Linked DNA regions of Mus musculus: region 1 is linked to region 2. Evidence: chromatin loops called from intact Hi-C (ENCODE). Cell type or tissue: left cerebral cortex. All regions are shown on one strand.

What was found. Peaks named below come from ENCODE experiments on the same cell type or tissue, not always from the same donor. Only the 100,000 strongest peaks of a DNase experiment are listed, where the experiment ranks them.
Region 1: a loop joins it to region 2, with 5 times the contacts of the local background. A loop is called at or near these places in 31 of 42 quality-filtered maps.

The regions. Positions count from the first base shown.
Region 1 is chr17:44,452,660-44,460,659 of GRCm38, reverse strand. No RefSeq gene overlaps it. Among named protein-coding and RNA genes, the nearest start is that of Runx2os3, 110 kb to the left of the region's middle. In left cerebral cortex, a CTCF peak has its summit at 4,808; DNase peaks (open chromatin) are centred at 4,806 and 6,280.
Region 2 is chr17:44,732,756-44,740,755 of GRCm38, reverse strand. It overlaps Runx2 (runt related transcription factor 2), which reads left to right and starts at 4,108. Exons shown (of 7, transcript NM_001145920.2): 1 at 4,108-5,523. The coding sequence starts at 5,122. RefSeq lists a cis regulatory region at 3,209-3,217 and a promoter at 60-4,353. In left cerebral cortex, a CTCF peak has its summit at 4,294; DNase peaks (open chromatin) are centred at 5,601, 5,992, 6,591, 6,820 and 8 more places; H3K4me3 peaks cover 5,610 bases; H3K27ac peaks cover 2,906 bases.

The DNA of each region.
Region 1 (8,000 bases), 280 kb after region 2:
GGAATCCAAATCAACAAGAAGAAAACAAAGCACTCGCCCTCCCCCTAACAAACAAGACTTGGATAACTGTATAACATCTCCTCCATTGAAATGGACAAGCTTCTCCTTGGTACCCTGGGTGGCTTGGAGGATGACATGCGATAGTCATTATTTGAAGTTTTATTTCAGCCCCTTCTTCGGCAAGCAACAAAATGACTATTTGCAGATCATCGTTCACTGAAAGGTCTCTGGTGAGATGTGTTCCCTTGAATCAGGTTTCTATTGCACAAGAGCCCTTCCGGGAGAGTGTAAAAGGCAATGATGGTGTGAGATAGGAGAAACCTTGACCTTTACCGCAAGGTTTAGCCCACTGACTGACAATAAGAATTGAAAATCTCAAAGAGCCTGAGCTGAGTGAATCGTGGCAAGCAACTGTAGGGAGAGGAGATGAGATGAGACTCTTGTTTTGCATCAACACATGTCCAAGGTTAAATTTGAAGTAGCACATGCCCAAGGTTAATGAGCCTATATGTTAAAACAAACAAACAAACAAACAAAAAGTCAAAATCTTGAGAAGAGAAAATAATTGCTGAGTCTGGTGAGACCTGTTTGGGTATTGTAGGTCGAGTGGCATCAGTCGTGGCTACGTGTACTTGACTGTGGATCCTTGTTCCTCTGGCTGTTGTTAACTGGTTGTCTAGTGGGCTGCAATGTACTGCTACTGGGAATATCTGACAGTGTCACAGTCTGGCTTCTTGTCTCCATTTCTTCCACAGGAGAATGGAAATGTTCTGAGTTCTTTAAGTGGCAGAATCCTGTAGGGTTCTGCACATACTTCTACCATTCCATTCACGAAAATCTAATCTTGTTTTTTTTTTAAATGGTTGGCCTAGAAGAATTCATTTTATGCAATTGCAGAGGACAAAAATATGATTCAGAAATAGTAATAATAGTAATAATAATAATAATCAGATGATGAGGGGCTGGGGAGATGGCTCAGTCATCTTGTTTTGAGAAGCATAAAAGCCCAAGTTCAGTACCTAGAATCTTCTAGATTGTCCTCTGGCCACCACACACATGCACGATATGCACTTGCACGTATATACAGGCATACACATGTATATACACACACAGAGACACACACACATACAGAGAAAGAGGGGACTACAATGAATGTGTGAAGTTGGGAAAATTCATAGCCAAGCTCTACTGAGTCTCGTTTGGGTTCTGGTGTTGAACATAATATCCAGGAGGGGGATGCTGTACTATTCCCCCTTACCATATGCCCCTCAGGTCAAATATTCACATTAAGGTTCCCTTGTCCTTGGAAACTATGCACTTGTCAGAGACACAATCACATAGCAAATTCACCGGGAAATTGTGAGCCATGACTCATGGTTTTGTTTGTTCTGCAATTGTGAAATTTTCAAAAATATTTTATTAAGATTGAAACCGAAACTTCACGGGGAGCCCTGAAAGCTTCATAGCAGACTGTTCTCCTGAGCTACCCTGCAACTCTAGTCATGAGATGATGCCTTGGCCATGGAGTTACCCTGCTGTGACTCTGATGTGCCAAGGGAACAGAAAATTGCTAGCCAGAATCCTGCTGAGCCTTGTAGGCACCCGACTATAGGCATCCATTAGTCTAACTGTAGCTTGTCCATAAAGGAAGACTCTTCTCCCAGATCCTTTTTAAATACTGCCCCACATCCAGAATCTAGCTCTCATAGCCGGGTCTGCATCCATGCCATGCCAAGCATCCAAGCCTTTCCCAGCCAGGCACCATGCTCTTGTTGCAAATTGTATTTTCATAGGAACTTTGATTCTGAAAATGTAGTTGGCCCAAATGCTGCCCCGCTCTACCTTCCAGGAAGGAGAGGATGACTTCGTGTGACCTTTGCTCACTAGTGTCTCAGCCCTGCGACCTGAGAACCATTTGATGGAGCTATAAGCATCCAGAGATGTGCCTATGGATCCCCAAATGGACCTAGGAGATCTCTGTCCTCTAGCTAGGTTAAATCCAGGAGCCATCTGCCACAGCCTGAGGCCATTTGGAGAGGCTCTGGAACCCAACTCTATTACCTATCCACTGCTCCTTTAACTTTTCTGTGTCTTAAGATCTTTCTTTAATGTCCTTCATTCTCTTTGTTTCTTACACTCTTTCTGCCTCCTCTTCCTAAGGGTTTTCTGAGCCTTTAGATTTGACGAAGACATCCATTTAGGGCTGAGTGTTCAAAGGTCTCTGCATAATGTCTGGTTGTGGGTCTCTGTATTTTTTCCCATCTGCTGCAGGAGGATGCAGGCTGCATGGTGAAGACGGTTGAACAATGCACTGATCTATGGGTCAATGGAATGCCATTAAAATTATTTTATTGTTATGATTTTTGTCTAGAACAGTAGTAATTAATTTTACTCTAGGTCCATAGGCTGTCTAGTCTCTGGTACTTGGTCACCCAAGCAGTGTCACATATGGGTTCCATCTCATGGGGTGGGCCTTAAGTCAAATAAGTTATTGGTTGGCAACTCCTATAAGCTTTGTGCCACCATTGTCCTGGCTTTCTTGCAGGCAGAACAGCATTGTAGATCAAAGCATTTGTGGTTGAGTTGGTGTTTACGTTTCTATTTGGTAGCTTGCAGAATAGCGTTCTGTACCAAAGACACTAGACTGTAGGTGTGATGTTAGCCTGATTTCTTATATCACTCATGCACCAAGAATGTCACCACCCACAGTGGGCTGGGCTCCCGCACATCAATCATTAATTGGGAGAATAATCTATGGACGTGCATGTGTGGAGATCTAGGTAGAAGAATGTTCTGAATTGAAGTTCTTTCCAGATAACTCTAGTTTGTATCAAGTTGACAAAAACCTACCCAGGACACCTTGATACCACAAAAGTCAGAAGGAACTGTAGCACAATTTCATTGGCAAGACCATGATGTCAGGTGACACCTCCTGAGTGCCTATCATACTAGGGGCCACAACACTTAGTACTTTTACCCAGCTTAGGCCAATGAAATTCCAATGAATTTCTAAAAGTAGCATGATGGTCCATGTTGATTTTCAAACTGACAGCATTAAAAATCACCAAGGAAATGCAGGCATATCTGTGAGAGGCTTTCCAGATTGGGAAATTGGGATGGGAAGATCCACTGGGCATATGAGTGGCACCATTTGTTGGAAGGTCTGGGGCCCCAAGCTGAATAAAAAGGAGACGTGAGCTGAGTATCAGCGTTCAGTTCTTTCTGCTGATGTTTCACACACTCAAATGTAACATTAGAATGTAACATAACGACACTATGTTACAGGTGCCTCAAGCTCTGGTTGCCATGACTCCCCCACCCCACCCCTGCCATGATGGACTGTGTTCCCTTGAACTGGGAAGCCAAATCAAATCTTCCCTTAAGTTGCTTTGGTAAGGTTTGGTTTTTTTTGTTTTTTTGTTTTTGTTTTTGTTTTTGTTTTTGCCACAGCAATAAGAAGAGTGCCTAATACCACTCATCCTTGTATTCTAGAGAAGATGGATCGAGGTGAGCTGTCTCTGCTTATTTCAGTTGAAGCTGGGATTTAAGCCAGTTTGCCCTCAAAGCCGGGATGCTTCTCTTTCTGCCCCCTGGATCTCATAATGAACACTATGACTATTTGTTCCTCAATACTTCGTGGCTGTGTTCTCCAAAAACTACTAAGCTTTAGAAAATATTTTGAAAATCCCCACCAAGGTAGACTGAAGCAACTATACCACACTTTGCTTGAGAATTTCCCCCATGACGGGGATGAGCCCCTTCTCACCAACATCCAGCTCATGAGCTCTTGGCTTGCTTTGAGACCACAGAGCAGGGCAGGTGCCTCTGGTTCCCATGGAAGCTGTGACTTCAGAGGCCTCTCTTCTCAGCCCTTCTCCATCCTCTCCTCTCTGCCCAGGAGAAAGGCTGGCCCTGGGGGATGCTGAGAAACTAGATGCAGGCTTGCCTTTTAAATCAGGAGTCCTTACATCTTCAAAAGGACATTACAAGATAAATAGCGTGTCCATGGCTTCTTATTGAGATGTTGTAAAGGACTCACCCTCTCGTCTTCTTTTTCTTCGAGGATGCAGGGGTGGAGGTGGGTGGGGGTGGGTGGGGGCGGAGGTGAGGGTGGGGGGACTTTCTCTGGGTTTCTCCCTCTAATGCTACACTCTCCTTCAATAGGAAACAGGAAGGGAGAAATCACAGAAGTCGGAAATTCTAATGCACTTTTTCTCTTGTGTCAAAGGCTGAGCAAGCCCCAGTCACTCTCAGAAGATGGTGAGAGATTACAGACCCAGGTGCCAATCTGTATTTGAAGAGAAAGATTTTAAACATCACTGTCAACATGAAAAAGAAAAAAGAAAAAAGAAAAAAGAAAAAAAAAAAAAAAAAGGAAAGGGTGAGGGTGTTGGGCCAGGAAAGCAGAACTCTACTTTTCGTTCTTTTGCAGATGATCTCAGTCCTTGATGTCTAGGAAGGGAGAGGACTGGGGAGGGGCAGGGAAGGGGAAACCTCCTCTGGGTTAAGGAGTCTTTTAAAACTGTTGATCTTGCCAGGTTCCAACTTCCGACAGCAGCTAAAATAGTGTTGTCATTTGCAAGCGGGAAGGGACAATTCCTCAGGTTAAATGCACAGGAAGATCGCAAGGGGCTTTCCTGTACCTGTGCAGGGGCTTGGAGCTGCAACCCAACGAATCACGATGAGTGGAGGGTGCATTTGGGGGTCCTGAAAGGATGAAAAGACACATTTCCTCCCCTCAGAGTCTGCACACTCCCAGTGACTAGCTCAAAGAAAGCTGCCTCTGTGCAACATCCCCCTCTGCTGGATTCTTGTGTGGAACACAGCACCCTATAGCCCCGCTGCTGCCCGGAGAAGCTCAGCTGAGCCTGTCTGTTCATTTACACTCACCTGGGGTTGGCCAAGCTGATATCCCTTGCCAGACCCACTATAGCTTTGCCTGCGATGAACTGTTCTTCATCACTCTACCTAGGAAAGATAAGACACATTTCCCAGTGCTATGTGGGTGCTGGGTAGCATCGAGAGTTAGAACTTCAAAGGACGAGGAGTCTCTCAGAGAGGGAGAGCTGCTCCCTGAAGGCACACAGCTGTGAAGAAAAGAAGCTGGGCAGGGACCTCCTTCTTCTGCCTCTCTCTTTAGAACTCTCTCTTGCGACAGAGGAATTCATAAATGTTCATGGTAGATGAGTTTAGAGCTTTTGGTCGTGGAAATCACAGGACCATGTAGGGACAGGTGGTCCTTCTATCAGGCTCTCGTCCTCTGGCTGTGCATATCAGGGAGGAGGTGATATGGCTTTGATTTCATTGTGGAAACGGAATCAGAGTTGGTCTGGTCTGGAGTCCTCAATAATTCACAGACCATAGGTCAAGTGACATGAGAATACCTCTATATCCTGATCAGTCCTATGGCCTGAAACCTCTATAAAAGTGGCTGTGTCCACAGTGGTCTGTCCAGTAGAGTTTTCTGCAATGAGAAAGTGCCCCTTACCTGTGCTGACCAGCCCACAGCCTCATTAGCCACATGTTATTAACTGGCTCTTGAGGCAGGGATGGTATGTCAGGGGAAGTAGATTGAGTTTTATTTAACTTTAATATAAGTATAATTTCAATTTTGCTTAAATTTAAAGAGCCATATGTGTTTTATGGTAACTGAGGAAGGACAGAGTGACAGGGAAAGTTATAGGGACATAGGAACAAAAGAGAATACATCTCTGCCCAGCTGAGAATCAAGAATTCCAACACAGTTAACATTTGCTTCAGGCCTTTCACTCTTCTCAGCTGAAATTCTGCTATTCTCTAGGAATCTCACTAGAATCAATCTGTCTCTGTCCCTGTCCCTGCCTGTCTCTGTCACTCTGTCTCTGTCACTCTGTCTCTTCCTCTCTCCCTCTCCCCCGCCCCCCTCTGTCTCTTTGGTTCTTTTCGAGGCAGGATTTCTCTGTGTAGCATTGGCTGTCATGAAACTTCCTCTGTAGACCAGGCTAGCCTCAAATTCATAGAGATCCACCTGCCTCTGCCTCCCAAGCGCTGAGATCAGAGGTGTGTACTACCAGGGCCTAGTTACTAGAACCTCTCTTTACAGTTAGTTATACATCTCAACCCCCTTGTGCAACATAGTGGCTCCTGGCTTCATTTTATCAAATTGTCACGCCATCCAAGGCATTTCTAGGGTCTCTTTACCTCTCGTTCATCAAAGAAAGCAAGAAAATAAAATGGGGGGGGAGCCTTTTGAGATATAATGAGAACTTCCAATATGATGTATATGACTAATGCTAAGGCACTCACGCTGGGGCTTTTCCTTGAGAAGGCTACACCCACGCTTTCTAGTGCATCTTTACTTCTCAAGTGCCTTGCTTCCTTTTAACGCCCGTCTTTAAAAATCTCTGTTAAAAATGTCTTAATAAACCCAACTCTGCTTTGTGGGACAATGGACTGTACCAGGAAACTTAGTAAGGTTGAGTGGGTCTGAGACCCTAGCACCCAAGTGCCCACCTGAAACAGTAGGTGCTCCCTACCAAATACCTATCCTGAAACACATGATTCCCCACATAGTCAGGTAGCCCAGAACAGAGTTCTCCATGCTAATGAGGTATCTAGAGGCTCTGAGGGTTTAGCCAATGAGCTTCCCTTCCCAGACATTCCTTCCTGCAAAAGGTATTTAATCTCTGGTCCACCCTGAGAAGGTGGTATGCATCCATTTTCCATGGTGACCAAGCAATAAACAGTTTGAAGCCAAGGACTGTCTCTTTCATCAAGAACCACCGTGGAGAACATGGAGAAGGCCTTCCACTACCAAGCTGCACCATCTAAGCCTCCTGCAGAAGGCCCCTCTGTTCTCCCAGACAACCACTGCCAAGCTAAGGATAACCACCCATGAGCTAAGCCAGAGTTCCCATTCACCCGGCACCGGCCTCATTGTAGTCCTCAGGCCAAGGGCCCCCAAGTCTTTTACCAAGGAGTTTGGGAGCCCCTGGGTCTCCCACATCCTAGGCTGCATTTTTCATCCCCTGAGTGGTGTCTTGGCCCTTTGCTTGAGCTCAGCACCCCAACAGCAGAGGCGCAGGGTAAATGCAGTCTAGCGTCTCCCTGTTTCACCTCTGCAGCAGCACATTCACATCCCAGTGGTGGGGAGGGATGCAGACCCACACTGCTTCATACTTGCTCACCCAGAACTTCTTTGCTGGAACAAAGTCAAGGGTCTTGTTTGACTTGTGTCAAAGTCTCTAATGTGTTAACAGATCTCTGAAGGTTCCTTTGGGTAGAGCTGAACCTCCCATCCTGATGCCCACAGACAATGAGCTGTGGGGCATCACAGTCCATCACTGACCGAATGAGGCTCCCCACTATTCCATACTATTTCAGAATCAGCAGGACATTGAGGAGACCCCAGAATAGAGAATGTGGTCATGGAGCAGCAAGCAAAATCCTGGGCTGGGGTTTTGTGCCAGAATAGTCCTGTGGGGCTGGGGAATGCCAGCTTCCTGCTGCTCTGTCCTCACTATGTGATGGACAGGTGGGCTTCTTCCCTATCTTGTTGTCTCTGGGGAATTCTTCATTATCTTTTCCTCTCTGGAAAAACTTATAAGGTAAAACCCACTTACCATGAACTTGGCCTTTAAAAAAAAAGATAATGTTTTAAAGGAGAAACCTGTTAGTTACACTGTATCAGGGACAGCTAAGCTGGGAAGTTAAACTGAGATGACATAACTCTACCCAAAGCAGGTAGACCTGACCAGTTCATCTGCCTGATAGCATCAGAGGCAGGCTCCTATGCATTACGAACGACTTGTTAAAAATGGAGTATCTGATGGAGTGCTGACTTGTCCTGGAGAGAGGCAGCCAAACATCGATTCACCCCAGGTAGGACATCAAGGATGGACCGGAAGAATGAGTCCATTTAAGTCCAATTTGGCAACCACTGGGCATATTTAGAGGACCCTGGGTGAAGGATTGCTTACAGGAGCATGGCTAGTCTTCAAATAGCTGTGTCACTAGACATC
Region 2 (8,000 bases):
TTAGCATGAACATCATAGCATATAGGCCAGCCAAAAAGAGACTTTAGGCCAGATTTAGTCTATGGGCTCTGCTATAACTGTTGGTTGGGTGACAGCACTGACCTCTAGGCTAGCTTCATACAATCAAAGCCCAAAGAAAACTCTCCAAAGACCTTTCTGCTTTCAACACCCATCCCATCCCCACTCCCCTCCATACACACATTCACACATGAGCAGAAAGCTCACAGTGGTCCTAATTTTCCAGTAGCCATCCTATTTTATCAGCTGGTTCACTGAAAGGTATTTAAGATTTTACAGGACTTTTCAACATGAAAAAAAAAAAAGGAAAATCACAAGTATATAAAATAATGTGGAAGGAGTTAGGACGGGAAAGCAAGGAGAGAGAGACAGAGACAGAGACAGAGACAGAGAGAGACAGAGAGACAGAGAGACAGAGAGACAGAGAGAGAGAGAGAGAGAGAGAGAGAGAGAAGAGACTGTTTTAACATCACACCTTCTTTGGAGAGTGAAAGTTGCCAGGTGTTATCACAAAACAGTTATATTAACATTAAGAAGGGGCTATGCTTGTATCTTTCACAGTAGTCAAATCTTCAGAAAAAATGTATTTATTTTAGTGCTGTAACCTACAACTGAAAAGAAGAATATTTGTACAGAGGAATCTAGTGGGTGTTTTTTTTTTTTTTTAGAAGTGTGTGTATGTGTTGCAGGGTGTATATATAGGATGTGTGTAAGGTGTGTATGTGTGTATAGGGGGTGTGTAGGTTATGTGTATATATAGGGTGTGTATTCGTAGGGAATGTATTTAGGGTGTGTATTCATAGGGTATGTATATAGGGGGTTTGTGTATGTGTAGGGTGAGTATAGGGTATGTTTGGGGTGTATGTGTATAGGATGTGTGTGTGTGTGTGTGTGTGTGTGTGTGTGTGTGTGTAGATGCATGCCTGTAGTGGCCAAAGGTCACCCTCTAGCGTGATCCCTCACATGTAATCCACCCTGTCCTCTAAGGCAGGCTCTTACTGGCCTGGGCCCCTTGAGTCAGCTAGGCTGTCTAGGCAGCAGGTCCCAGGGATTAGCCTAGCTTGCCTTCCCAGCACTAGGGTTCAAACACCATCTTATTTTGATATCTGGGTGAGTGGGGCTTAGGCACTGGCTTCAGGACCTCCTGTGCCTGCAGTAAGCACTTTACTGAGTGAGCTGTACTCTCAGTCAGCCCTTGGTTAGAACATTTTCACGTAGGAAAAAAAAAATCTAAGAGACTTAGCATTTCATGGCAGCAGTAAGGACGCATACACAAAAGCCCCCACGTTTTTTTCCTATGCTTTTACTGCTAGGGGAAGTTTGAGGGAAGGGGCTGTGGAAATGTTTCCTACTTGAAGTTTAATGTTCAGAGCAAAGACCACGCCAGTTCCAGCTGAGAGCAAGAGCGCTCTTGAAAGCAGACTGAAATCCAGATACCTGAGCCGTTGGTAGGGCATTCAGTGGAAAATTTCATTTCCACATTATAAATAACTGTAGGATATTTTAAGGGATCCAAGACTGGGAACTTCCAAGAGCTGCTTACATTAGTTCTACTGAAATGTTTAATGGAGGGAGGATGCCCAGCAAGGCTATAAAGCTGAATTACCGGATATGATTAATTAAAATAAATAATCTCACCATTGATTAAATTGCCCTTAAAATCCCCAACCATTGAGGCCTGCATGTCTCATTATGCATCAAGTAAAAAAGGGGGAGCATGGAGTGGTGGTAACTAAACAGCAATGGCGGGAAAGCAAAGGTCCCCAAGATAGGATTTCTTATATTCAAACGACTGTAGAGTTTCTTGTTGGAAAAAGCCCCACTCTGGGAGCCCCTATTTGAAACATGGGCCGTTTCTCAGTTCTGTCAGTTTGTGGAAGTCCCTTGTTCTGTGGGTTTCCTGGGAGGAGAACAAAATACCCTCTCCCACTATCGACACTATCGATTTCTGGGGACTCTCTGCTCTTCTGCAGTTCCCAACACTTAAAATGAGGGGCAATGAAAGCAAGCCATCTCTGTGGGCTGTGCCACTAAAGAAAGCTGTCCCACTAAGGGCAGGAGGGGTAGGTATGTAATTGAGTCATGACGTCAGGTTATGAATTTGCGAGGATACAAGTTAGTTTGGGTGCAGTTTCTCTCTTAGATGGGTTAGGAAGCCTGGCTTCCTTTTCTAGGCTGGCGTCTATGGCTGGGGCGATTAGTGCAAGGGAGCGCACACACGCGGTGAGGCAGTATTCAGGCTTAGAGCTCTCCCCTGTGATCAAAAAGATATTTAAAGTAGCACCCTTAGGAGACAGCTCAGTAACTCGCTCCACCTGTAATGTATATCGGGAGTGAGCGCTAGGGACACAGAGGCCACCAGCTACGAGGAAGTCGGGTGGGAGATGTGGGCGCCACAGGTAGTGGCATAGAGGAGCGGGCAGTGGAAGAAGAGGGAGACTGAGTGGCTCAGGGAGGTGACTCAAGTCTGAGGGAGGACTGGTGGAAGAATCCGGAAAGAGAGCAAGAGACAAGGAAAGACCGACATGGGACGTGGGCGGCGGCGGCGGCGGCGGGGGGGGGGGGGGTTTGCATAGTTGTAAGTGGTGCAAGCAGAAAGGGGAGGCAGAAGCAGTGACTCAAAGGGGGAGGGCACAGGAGTGCTCCCCAGTATCATCCCTAGCCTGTGAGAGAGCAAGCAGTCACACTCAACTCTGTCCACTCCTCAACCCCCAGAGCGCCTCTCAGGCACAGGAGCACGGGTCCCCAGACCATCTGAGCACAGCGATCCACTTTTTGTATTTTCTAGTCTCGAGTTGCAAAGAGGCGCAAACAACCTCTTTTGCGCGCTCCGGGTACCTTTTCTGGGCCCTGCTGGGCGCGCGGGGAGGGAAGGTCAGAGAGTGGCAACTGCGCTAGGGAGGGTCATGACAGGTCCCTTGCTGAATTTGGAAGGCATTTGCACCCCAGCAGTAAAAGCCCCAAATTAATGGCTACGTGAAGAGCTTTAAATAAGACGGATGGTGAGAAATGTTACCCAGCTAGCCCTCTTCTTTAGTCCTCCTAGGGGACGACTCCCAATTTTTCATTGATTTCACCAAATCACAGTTGCGTCAACTACCTTGTTACGAATCGCCGGGGATTTTGGTAAAATGATTCTATTTGGAAGCGTTGGAAGTTTTAAAATAATAGGTTAGGCAAGACATATAACAGAACATCACGCTGAGAGGTGAGCCAGCCCGATATTGCTTCTGCCTGGTTCTTGGGGTGTATCAGCCTCCGGCGGATTTCCCGGCTTCTGTGGGCGCCGCCGCACGTTGTTTGATTTGTTTTGAAGGCTCAGAATTTGAGGCTGGTCGGAGACACCCACGTGCTTCTGATTCCCATCAGTATAATGATCGCCTCAGTTTGAGTCGTGTCTATATAAACCACAAAAACCTAATCATTAGAAATCCCAGCCTCCAAAAACCACATTTTAGGTAAAAAAACAAACAAAAAAAAAAAAAACAAACAAAAAAAAAACAAAACTGCTGCCGCTCCCCGCACTCCTTCATCTCTCAACCACAATCTTTTGGGGATTCCAAAATCGCCTCCCCCCATAACGCCGGGAAACAAAAACATAAATAAATAATTACTGAACTTTTTTTTAAACTTTTTATTTTTAACCCCCCAAAGTGGGGAGTGGCTAGAAAGACAGTTAGACACTAGACTTAGTCTGAGACGAAGACTACACTTAATAAAAGATTGGGAAATGAATGGATAACCGCTGTGTATTCCCCCTTTCCCAGCAAGCATTTTATCAACTTACAACTTATTTTAATTACCAAGCTGTCATTTTTTAGTTCTTTTTATTAAAAAAGCAACCCATCCTTATTCTCCAATAATGACAAGAAGGAATATATAAGAAAAGTGTCCAGACATCCGTTAGAGTTTCTAAAACTATTTTGACAAACACTCCTGTCACCCATTTTGGTGTCACCTAAGGGGGGGCACTCCCGAAGCCTGTAAAAACCTGCCCCCCGCCCCAACCAATGTGGGGTGGGGTTGGGGGCAGGGTGAAGAGTGCTCAGAAGTCAACGTGGAGACTTGAGAATTTCCCTTCCTCCTCTCCTGAAGTTAACAACGAAAAATTAACGCCAGTCGGAGCAGCCTGAGGCTCTCCCGCTTCTCAGCTTTAGCGTCGTCAGACCGAGAAGTGGTTCCCGGTCCTGAGGGTGAAGTGGGGAGCCGAGGACGCAGGCGGCGATGTCCTAGGCGGGGACCTCCTCCCTACAGCTTCGGGCGCCGAGCGAGCGCAGCGGCGCTTCTAGCGGCCGGCGGGCGGCGGCAGCGGCTGCGATCCGCAGGCTCCAGATCTGTCGCCCCGAGATCCGCTCTCCCCCCGCCCCCACTTACCTCCCGGCACCTTGAAACGCGAGGGGGGCCCGGGGCACTTTGCAAAGAGCAGGAGAGACGAGGCTGCGAGCTAGACGGCGGCGAAGGAGAGGGCGAGAGGAGAAGCCGGGGAAAGGAAGGACTCGGCGGCCGGAGGACTCGGAGCGCGCTGCCGGCGCGGGGAGCGCGCAGCGGCCTCGGAGGAGGAGGCGGAGGAGGCGGCGCGGGCAAGCGACGGCGCCGCGAGCTGGGCAGCCGCGCTCTGCTTGGCGGTGGCGGACAGCGAGGAGCCACACGCACCGCCGAGATGGACTGCTGAACCTGCGGGGCTCCACTACCGTACTGGAACCCGGAGCGGGGCGCCAGCGCACCCAGGACACGGTGCCCCAAGGGGCCCCTACTGCAAGCTGTTAACTTCAAGTCCCTTGCGGCGGCTGGGCCAAACACGCCCCCGCGTCCCGCTCGTTGCAGCCACCGCCAGGGACTCCCAAGCCTCCCGGTGGAGATCCGCGCCTCTCGGGTGTCCCCACCCGCTACCCCGACTCTGTCCGGTCTCCAGTCGCCGGCCCCCAGCAGACTCCGCCCGGCACACGGCTTCCTCGAACTTGATTTCTCACCTCCTCTGTCCCGTCACCTCCATCCTCTTTCCGCCCCCGTCTCGCCTCCACCCCCTCGATTTCCTCCTCCTCGCCCCCCATTTCCACCCTCCTCCCCCTCCCCCGGCCACTTCGCTAACTTGTGGCTGTTGTGATGCGTATTCCTGTAGATCCGAGCACCAGCCGGCGCTTCAGCCCCCCCTCCAGCAGCCTGCAGCCCGGCAAGATGAGCGACGTGAGCCCGGTGGTGGCTGCGCAGCAGCAGCAACAGCAGCAGCAGCAGCAGCAACAGCAGCAGCAACAACAGCAACAGCAACAACAGCAGCAGCAGCAGCAGCAGCAGGAGGCGGCCGCAGCAGCAGCGGCGGCAGCGGCGGCGGCAGCAGCGGCGGCGGCCGCAGTGCCCCGATTGAGGCCGCCGCACGACAACCGCACCATGGTGGAGATCATCGCGGACCACCCGGCCGAACTGGTCCGCACCGACAGTCCCAACTTCCTGTGCTCCGTGCTGCCCTCGCACTGGCGGTGCAACAAGACCCTGCCCGTGGCCTTCAAGGTAAGAGACTGGTCACCCCCAGATCCTGGCCCGGCCCCATGGAACCTTCCCGCCGTGGTCTCGGTGCCCATGGGTGTCCTCCAAGACTCCAGCCTTGGTGGCTCCACTCAGGGGACCGAGGTGGCTCTGATCTACATACCCCGCAGCGGCCACCGCGAGCAGATCCCCCTTCTCACCTGTGCGCCCACTACCATGTAAGCCTAGGTTCCCTTGCTTCTTCATCCTTCAGTCTTCCAGGCGCGGTTCTTGCCTCTTTCCCTGCTGTGAGACTCCTGGGCCCCCAGACGCCCCGAGGCGCCCACTGTGAGCTGCAAGCTTCCTCCCGCCCCCTTCTCCCGGGGTCTCCTCACTCCACACGGGCATCCCGGCCTCTCCTCTCCGGGATTCTGTGCGCTCCTTCCCGCTTTCCCCTTTGCAGACGCAGGCCTCTACCCCGAACTAGGTGTCCCTTTCCCGGATTGGTTGCCGTTTGGCACTCCCGGCTGCTCCCCGGCTTGGCCCGGTTGCCTGCAGGGTGCCAGCACCGGAGGGCGCTTGCGCCTGGGGCGAGATGAGGTGCCAATCGAGGAGCGTAGGTTGAGAGTGCTCAGTAAACTTGGGGATGGACGCGGGAGAGCGGGGACAGACGGGACATTCGCGCCCTCCTCGGCCGGCACTGGTTCCCGTTACTTGGAGGAAGGCGGGGCCGCCGGGGTTTCGGCTTCTATCAGGGCCAGGCAGGAGCAGGGAGTTGCGGGGGGTTCGGGGCTCTGCGCCCCCGAGTGCGGGAGTGATGAGCGTCGGGGAAGGGGAGCAAGGCTTAGGCTGCTTCCCCCCCCCCCCTCATTTTGCCTGGGAGGAAAAGGGAATCCTGTGGAGCAACTTCGGTTGGTCAGAATAAACAGAGGTGAAAACTTTATTTGCCTTGAAAGAGCCAGAACTCCCAGATGTCCCTTCTGCTTGGGGAAATCGATGGGTGATGGGTGGCTCCTGCCGGAGGCCTGGGCTCCAAGGTGCGTCCCCGTGGCCTCCTCTTCCAAGTCCCGTTAGCTTGCCAGCACCGATAGCGGTAGGAGTCACGCACAGCTGACAGCAGGTTGAAAGTGTGCGGGTCCCCAGGCCCTGGCCATATCTATGATGCAGTCTGGGGTTTGGTGGTGGTGCGGAGCACCCCTCCCACCCCCCATCCCCGGAAGAGACTTGGCTGGATGGGTGGCTGTCCATTCTCCTGGTCCAGACGCTAGGGATCAGTTGGGGGAGCCAGCGAGAGAGATGCATCCAGTTTTAGTGGGCGAGTCTGGGACCCGGCTCTCTGTTGAACAGGTTAAGAATGGTCTTGAAAAAAAGGGAGAGAGAGGAAAGAAAGAAAGAAAGAAAAAAAAAGGCGGAATTGTGCCAGTTCCTTCATCTCGGACTCTGGTGCCAAACTCCCACGGGCCCCTGCATTTCCCAGTTGTTGATCACCCGGTACCCCACGCAGCAATTCAGATTCCATGTGTGGGTGGAGCAGCAAGAGGGGCCCAGGTCAATTAGAGCAGTTATCTCTTTAGGTCTCCTATCTGAACAGAAATCTGAATGGATTGTTTTGGAAGGGGGGTGCGTGGCCCTGTAGTGGCCAGTTTCCTTTTGTAGTTGGATCAAGCAGTGGTCCTAAACAAACACACGTGTTTTTCCTTTTTGAGAGCATCCATTTTGGCGATTGTTTTCTTCCTTGTGGTGTGAAAAGGTCAGATATAGGGGAAATTGTAGAAAATGATATTTCCATTGAGAGCTATCTTTTACAATGTTTATCAGCCAAGGGCCCAGAATTTTCTAAGTACCCTCAGCGAGGGTAGACATTATTCTAACAATAAAAAACAAAACTTTTTCCAAACCTGGATGAAAACAGGGGAAAATACAAATAAGTAGATATTTTGTATAATGCAAGGGCATACATTAAGGTGTAAAAAAATAACTTTATTAATTCAATGTCTAGTGTTCTGTGCACCCTTCTGGTGCTGAATACGCTCAGGATATAATTGTCGTGAACTGATCATCTTAAATGGTGCATTGATTTTTGAGTACAAGTATTCTGCAGGGAAAAGATTTGGGGATGAAGATGCAATGTGATTCAGTCTGACGGCTTTTGGATTTGGAACCTGGATTTTCTAGTTTCTAAAACTATTTTGAAAGTGAATTTCTCTCTTTGTTGTTATGGCTTCTAATCAGAGTGCATTTTTTTCTTTAAACAGTAAACAGGCCATTGATAGCATAGGGCTTATTACAACATTTACATTTGTAATAAATTGAGTTAAAGATCACTGAGACTCACCCTAATAGTTTCATCTCTCTGCTTAAAAAAAAATATGGATTATCTAGAGGTTCAGATTTTTTTGACAGTAACTTTTATAATTTTCATTTCAACAATATAACAACAGCCTTTTCAAAATAACTTGCTTTGGGAATAAACACACGAGCATAGCGGGCTTCTTATCCTCTCTCAACATAATCAAATACAT